Linked DNA regions of Homo sapiens: region 1 is linked to region 2. Evidence: read pairs that join two places in POLR2A ChIA-PET (ENCODE). Cell type or tissue: GM12878. All regions are shown on one strand.

Evidence for each region. ChIA-PET counts read pairs that join two places held together with the same protein. Peaks named below come from ENCODE experiments on the same cell type or tissue, not always from the same donor. Only the 100,000 strongest peaks of a DNase experiment are listed, where the experiment ranks them.
Region 1: POLR2A ChIA-PET joins it to region 2 with 6 read pairs; 2 of 35 experiments call an interaction of 5 or more read pairs at or near these places.

Annotation. Positions count from the first base shown.
Region 1 is chr15:63,426,720-63,430,719 of GRCh38, reverse strand. All of the region lies in intron 4 of LINC02568 (long intergenic non-protein coding RNA 2568), which reads right to left. Among named protein-coding and RNA genes, the nearest start is that of LINC02568, 38 kb to the right of the region's middle. In GM12878, no CTCF peak of the experiment used is centred here; no DNase peak of the experiment used is centred here.
Region 2 is chr15:63,534,282-63,538,281 of GRCh38, reverse strand. USP3 (ubiquitin specific peptidase 3) reads right to left here. Exons shown (of 15, transcript NM_006537.4): 3 at 1,126-1,257. Among named protein-coding and RNA genes, the nearest start is that of USP3, 32 kb to the right of the region's middle. In GM12878, no CTCF peak of the experiment used is centred here; a DNase peak (open chromatin) is centred at 1,831; H3K4me3 peaks cover 560 bases; H3K27ac peaks cover 1,306 bases.

The DNA.
Region 1 (4,000 bases), 110 kb after region 2:
TGACTCTTTAGGCTGGGTGTGGTGGGTCACGCCTGTAATCCTAACACTTTGGGAGGTCAAGGCGGGAGGATCATGTGAGCCCAGGAGTTCGAGACCAGTCTGGGCAACATGATGAAACCTCATCTCTACAAAAAATACAAAAATTAGCCAGGCATGGCAGTGCATGCTTGTGGCCCCACCTACTTGGGAGGCTGAGGTGGGAGGATCACTTGAGCCTGGGAGATTGAGGCTGCAGAGAGCAGAGATTGTGCCAGTGCACTCCAGCCTGGGTGACAAAATGAGACCCTGTTTCAAAAAAAAGAAAAGATGATTATTTAGACTACATAGAAATGGAGAAACGTTTATGTACATATCATATATGATTAAGTGTAAACGGTATAAAATACATGTGTGATATGATTGCAACTTAGCAAAGAGTGTATGCATGTGAGCAAGGTCTGGAAAATGGATTAATGAAAATGAAAATAGTGGTGTTAGGTTGATAGAATTACAGGTGCTTTTCATTTTTCAATAAAGCAGTACCTGTTCATGTTAAAAACAATTCAAACAATAAAAAAGGTGTGATCATTAGAGAAATTCAAATCAAAACCACAATAAGATACCATCTCACACCAGTCAGAATGGCTATTATTAAAAAGTTAAATAACAGCTGGTGAGGTTGTGGAGGAAAGGAAATGCTTATACACTGTTGGTGGGAGTGTAAATTAGTTCAACCATTGTGGAAAGCAGTGTGGCGATTCCTCAAAGAGCTAAAAACAGAACTACCATTCAACCTAGCAATCCCGTTACTGGGTATATACCCAAAGGACTATAAGTCATTCTACCATAAAGACACATGTACATGTATGTTCACTGTAGCACTGTTGACAATAGCAAAGACGTGGAATTAACCTAAATGCCCATCAATGGCAGATTAGATAAAGAAAATGTGGTGCATATACACCATGGAATATTATGCAGCCATAAAAAGAATGAGATTACGTCCTTTGCAAGAACATGGAGGGAGCTGAAGACCATTATCTTTAGCAAATGAACACAGAATCAGAAAACCAAATACCGTGTGTTCTCATTTATAAGTGGGAGCTAAATGATAAGAACACATGGACACATAGAGGGGACCAACACACACTGGGGCCTATCAGAGGGTGGAGGATGGGAGGAGAGGGAGGATCAGAAAAAATAACTACTGGGTCCTAGGCCTAGTACCTGAGTGACAAAACAACCTGTACAACAAACCCCCATGACACAAGTTTACCTATGTAACAAACATGCACACGTACCCCTGAACCTAACATAAAAGTAAAAAAAAAAAAAAAAAGAGTGAAGTTGAAAGTATTTCAGCTCTCCAGTGGTAGCGCCTATCACATTTTCTTATACCCTTGTCATGAAAGAGTTTTTACATTTAAAAATATCCTTAATGCTATTTTTAGTTAAAAACAAAACAAGTCTTTTTTTTTTCACAATGGCCAATCCTCATGTCTTTCAGATCATTTGAATTTTTTAAATAAGATTTTACTTTGTTTATTATAATTATTTTTAAGTTCTCACTCTGCTGCCCAGGCTGGAGTGAAGTAGTGCAATCATAACTCACTGCAGCCTCAAACTCCTGGGCTCAAGTGATCCTCCCTCCTCAGCCTCCCAAGTAGCTGGGACTACAGGCATGTGCCACCATGCCAGGCTAATTTTTTAAAGTTTTTGTAGACATGGGGTCTCGCTGTTGCCCAGGCTGGTCTTCAACTCCTGGGCTCAAGTGATTCTCTCACTTTGGCCTCCCAAAGTGCTAGGATTACAGGTATGAGGCACTGAGTCTGGCCTGTTTATTACAATGTTTTATTTTTTTAAATTTTGGACATACAAAAAAAATTAGAATATAATATAATGGTCATATGTGTAACTTCTACCCAGCAAAAAATTTAAAACATTTAAGATGTAGTCAAGGCCTCCTCCTGATTCCTGATTCCATTCCATCCCTCCCTCTTTGTTGATACTATGACTCTCCTGAATTTACTGTTCATCGTATTTTTCTACTTTTGCTATATATATGTATGTGTGTGTGTATCTTTCTTAAAAATATTCTTGTTTTGCATGTTTTAAATTTTTCTCCAATTTATATAATACTGTTTAGATTCTTCTGAACCTTGTTTTTTTCACTCAATATTGTTTTGGTGAGATTCATCCATATTGACAAGTTTGGGCATGTTCAGGGTGGTATGGCCGCAGACAGATTCATCCATATTGATGCAAATAGCTAATTCATCATCACTGCTGTTTAATATTCCTTTCTGTGAATGTAGCAATCTCTGTTGGTGTCTTGCCTGCCTATATCCTCTGAGCACTCAGCATTTCTCTGGCTCCCACTGCCAGCACCCACACATCATTGTCCACGGGCTTTCTTGACTGTTGGAGCATGATCTGTTGCTACATGGAGCAGGCCCAAAAGCCTGGGATTTAACAGCCCCCAGGAATAGCCCTCACCAATGACTGATGGAAGTTGGTAGATAAATACCCCAGCTCCCTTGCTCCTTAGGGAGGATAACTCTGAGGCCTCACTCTACACTGCCTCCTAGAATTTCCCAGCAGGATTAAGCTGCTGTTCACTGCCCACAGTGGTAACTTCCTTGATAATCATCTCAGGCCAGGTTTTCCAGAAGCAGAAACTGAGCTGGAATTTGGGATGTAAGATGTTTATTAGGAATCAACACCTCCAAAAGGAAATGGGGGAACACAGGACTGGGCAGAAGGAGGAGGAGAACTGTGACGCTGGCCTGATAAAGCCTTGGCCAACCTGCAGGGAGCTGGGGAGCAAGTACAGTAGCACCCATTAGAGTGTCTCGTGGTGGACCCAAATGGCTGGGTCTTTATACCTCCGCCTTGCTCAGTCCCTGGCTGTGGGCTGTCCTGGAGTGGGCATGACCTTGGGTGAGGCTGCTGTCTATGGCTGAGGCAGACCCTGGGGGAGCTGACAGCTGGAGGCCCTCTGCCGATGCCAACCCCTGCAGCTTCCTGAAGGGGAATCTGGGCAGCACATCCATGTCTACCACAAGAACACAACTTGTGGCTTGTTGGCTTCTTCCTTAGTATCATATTTTGCTGTCAAACATTTGAGACCACGTCCCACATAAACTACTTGTATCTTTGTCTCAGAGTCTGTTTTTTAGAGAACTCAGACAATGATTAAATCTCAGTTTATCCATCCTCCTATCAATGTTTCCAATTCTGTGCTACTGCTAACTAAGTTGTAATGGACTTTCTTGTATAAGTCTCTTCGTGTACATGTGGGAGTTTTAAGGTCAATGTTTAGAGCAGAGTTCTTGGGTCAGAGGGTATGTATGTCTTCAATTTTGTTAGATGTTGTCAAGTTGCCCTCCAAATTAGTTGTCTTAAGTAACTTGAGTTATATAAACATTCAAAAGTTGCATGGGCCTAAAAGAATTACTGTTTCTCCCTGACTGTTCCTACCACAGAAGATTAGCATCATTGGGCATCTCTATTGTTTGCCAGAGAAAGGCATTCCATGGTCCCAGCTCTGTCATGCTGAGCATGCTTTCTGGAAGGTTAAGCTGTTACAGACTTGTGAGACTGGGTCAGTTTGAGAAAACAAACAAAATCACTTAAAAAAATACTAATAGTTTGTGTCATGATGTTGGCTACATAGACTAAGATGACATTGGTGTAGTAACTATCAAGAATCATATGTAATGGACCATTTTACAGACTGGATAATCCCTCCCACCCCAGACGTCTATGTCTAATCTCTGGAATCTCTTACGGGGCAAAAAGAACTTTGCACATGCCATTAGGCTAAGGAGATTGAGATGGAAAGTTACCTTGGATCATCCTGGTGGGCCCAGTGTAATCATAAGAGGGAGTAAGATGTGACATGACAGAAGCAGCGGTCAGAGAGACTAAGAGAGAGAGAGAGATTGATTTGAAGATGCTATGCTGCTGGCCTTGAAATAGAAGGGGCCACAAGCCAAGGAGTACAGGCAGCCTCTATAAA
Region 2 (4,000 bases):
TCTGAATCAAGGGAAAGCTGATTAAAACAAGAATTGTTCATCATAATTTACTAGTCACAGAAAGAAATTTGCTTCACACCAAAGTTAAAACTGCAGAATATACTTTCTGAGCATAACCAAATGGATATGGATCATTAAGCATCACTCACAACCTAAATAACCTAGTTCTAAGTAGTCACAAAAATAGATACCTACTTTGTCATTTATATGAAATAGACATGAATATTATATTACAAAGAGGGAACAGAACCTGTTGCCAACCTCTTTTTAAAGGATACTAAAAAAAAAAAAAATAGCACTGGAAGCGGTGGCTCATGCCTGTTAATCCCAGCACTTTAGGAGGCCGAGGCAGGCAAATCACCTGAGGTCAGGAGTACGAGACCAACCTGACCAACATGGTGAAACTCCGTCTCTACTAAAAATACAAAATTAGCTGGGCATGGCGGCACATGCTTGTAATCCCAGCTACTTGGGAGGCTGAGGCAGGAGAGTTGCTTGAACCCGGGAGGCAGACATTGAGGTGAGCCGATATTGCGCCATTGCACTCCAGCCTGGGCAGCAAGAGCGAAACTCTGTCTCAAAAAAAAGAAAAAATAGCCTGGAAAGCTACGTACCAAATTCTTGACATTCACCTTTGGGGGAGTAGAAGAGGAGCGTGGAACTGCACTGGGAGAAGGGAGACTGTCAGAATAATTTTTTTTTAAACAAAGCAGTTAAAATTTTTAAGATTATATGACAAAAATGTTAACTGGACCAGGGACAGGAGGAACATGGGTTTGTTGAGTTATTTTGAACATGGGTTATCACATTGTTCTTCAATTTAAAATAACACAAGAAAAAGAAATTATAATAACAAAGAAATAGATCTATTTCCTTGAAGCTAGGATGGATGAGGAACGGGAGGTGGGAGAGAAAAGGAGGCCTAGAAGTTGAAAGGAACAATGCAAAGTAAAATCTGAATGAATAAAGATAGGCGTTCCCAATGGCTCCAGTCCTCCGTGAATCCTAACAGTTGTAAAAGGAGGTAACAGCAGTAGTAACTGGCTTAGAGACTGAGGGAAGGGAGGGGAGGAGAGCACACTTGCACACAGTAAGAAATCTCATTTCCAGAAAATGTTAACTTACCAGTATGTACTGTAGCTACTGCAATCCATACATACTGTGTGCTGAACTTTATCTTGCTTTTCTGATTTCTTATGGTTGGTTAAAGGTACTTGTGCATCTTCATAATGTTTTTTTGCATGGCCATTCACATACCTTACAAAAACCAAATGAAAATTTACTTTAAATATTGCTTTGGAAATTAAAGGAGTAGGAAATGATGAAATTAAATATTAATCAAATCAAAATAAAGAAATCCTATAACAGCAGTCAATCATGTAGTGATTTATTATACTGAATACTTAAAATATGCTCTTTTTTTTTTTTGAGACGGAGTCTCGCTCTGTTGCCCAGGCTGGAGTGCAGTGGCACGATCTTGGCTCACTGCAAGCTCCACCTCCTAGGTTCACACCATTCTCCTGCCTCAGCCTCCCGAGTAGCTGGGACTACAGGCGCCCACCATCACACCCAGCTAATTTTTTTTTTTTGTATTTTTAATAGAGATGGGATTTCATCATGTTAGCCAGGATGGTCTTGATCTCCTGACCTCATGATCCACCCGCCTATGCTCCTTTTTTGCAACCAAATACTATAGTCAACTTTTAATTATATACAAGAGTAGGCTCAGGCAAGGAAAGGCATAATCTATGCAAATTGGTTTCAGTACCATAGATATTATTTATAAACTCCTTTGCTGCTGCTTTCACTATAGCTTTTTTTTTTTTTCTCTCAGACCACTAACCCCCAACTTGGGCTATTATCAAAGACAAGCTCTGTTAAGTAAATTACTCAGCCACTTCCCACAGGGCCATAGACTCTGCTCAAGTTGCTGCTTAACATAAAGTGTGAGAGTCAGAGAAACAGGACAATGTTCCATCTCTCACCAATATAGCTTCCAGTCTTTTATTTGAATGCCTGAATAATCAGCTCCTCTCATATGGAAACATGTTTGTTTAGAAATAATCCAAACAAAACACAAATCACCTTAAGCTTACAAAAACTGCTATTTCTCTACATGGACAAAGATAATCAAAAGTTGATTATGTTCATAAAAATTGTGTAACACATTCCAACTCAGATTTAGTATTACAGCAGGCACAATGAAACTGAAATAAGGCTCCATATGCACATGGTGTACACCCAAATCCATCTACACCTTCGTCTAGAGACTGCACAATTCTGTCACTAACCACCAACGTGAAGACCCTTAAGAAGCAACATTTCCCAGTTCCTAGAAAGCAGCCAATGTGTGGAAGGCAAGGCCTACTTGAAAACTCAGTCAAAACAAATGTTGGTTAAATGGTACCAAAATAAACAGATGCAGAGAGTTAGATGACATTTTCATCATGAGGCACCTTAACTGCACCAGGAAAAACACTTACCTTGGAGGAAGTAGGAGAGTTACCGTAACTGGGAAGGATCAACTTCAAACCTAGCCCCTCTACCCAGGAAAACTGGGCACATTCAAGGCACTATTAACCTCAACTTGGAATGTGATCACGTTCTTTCTCCATTTTTTCCCTGTACTTTACACTTTTGCATATACCTGAGTCCTCTGTTCATAAAACTGTACTAAAATGAATTTTAGAGTCAAATAATGATTAAGAGGATAAGCTCAAAAACTAGACTGCCTGGATTCAAAATTAGGCTTTATCACATCCTGGCCATGAGAGCTTGGATGAATTATTTAACCTCTCTGTACTTGTTTTCTCATTTGTAAAATGGACGTAATAGTACTTTGTGTCTCATGGGTTGTTAGGTGATTACATAATCCATAGTTCATAACAAATGAATGTTAGCAATCATTTTATTAGCATTCTTCTTTCTGTGCTTAACTACTACTCATTCAGAATCCAAACAACAATTGCTTAGAAGGTGGGCACATTTAGCACATATTTCAAGATAACATGTAACTGTATAGGTCAAGAAACGCTATTTAATAAAATGTAAGGCTGGGTGCAGTGGCTCACGCCTGTAATCTCAACACTTTGGGAGGCTAAGGCAGGCAGATCACTTGAGGTCAGGAGTTTGAAACTTGCCTGGCCAACATGGTGAAACCCCATCTCTACTAAAAATACAACAATTAGCCATGGTTGGTGGCACATGCCTGTAATCCCACTACTTGGGAGGCTGAGGCATGAGAATCACTTGAACCCAGGAGGCAGAGGTTGCAGTGAGCCGAGATCACCCCACTCCACTGCAGCCTGGGTGACAGAGTGAGACTCTGTCCAATAAGTAAATAAATAAATAAATAAATAAATAAACAAATAAAAGGCAAACTCTAAGGTATCATATAGGTTCAATACTTAATCTTAATCACCTATTCTTATCATATATATTTATAATACTAAACCATGAAAAACAACAGTAATTCATTGCTACAGTAATAATACTGAATAAGCACATTACCACTTGCACATTTTTGAGAACTCATCATCTTTACATAGTCCATTTAACTACAATGCTGTAGTTTCTAAATGTACTAGATGTTTAAATAGTTCCGGTGCATATCAGAGATAAACTAAGAAGTAGGAATACTGATATTAAGATTAGCAATGTTTTGCCTGATACCTAAATATATTAGTCGAAGAGGTTAACAGTTTTGTATAAACTAGCTAACAGGAAATTAAATATTTCCCTCATCTAGTTTTGGATTTTAACTAGACATTTTGGTCTACAGCACAAGAGGAAAAATTTCACTACATATGTCACAAATTTCTAATAACAATCACAAAAATTTGAAAAATAACTTAAATGGGATGGTGTCATGAAGACCAGCAGAATTTATAACCCATATATGCTATTGATAAACTATGTTTCCTAGTGGGAAGAATATTCACTTTACGATTTCCCTAAAGACAAGCAGTCTAAAATTACCAAAAAATCAATAAATTTGGCA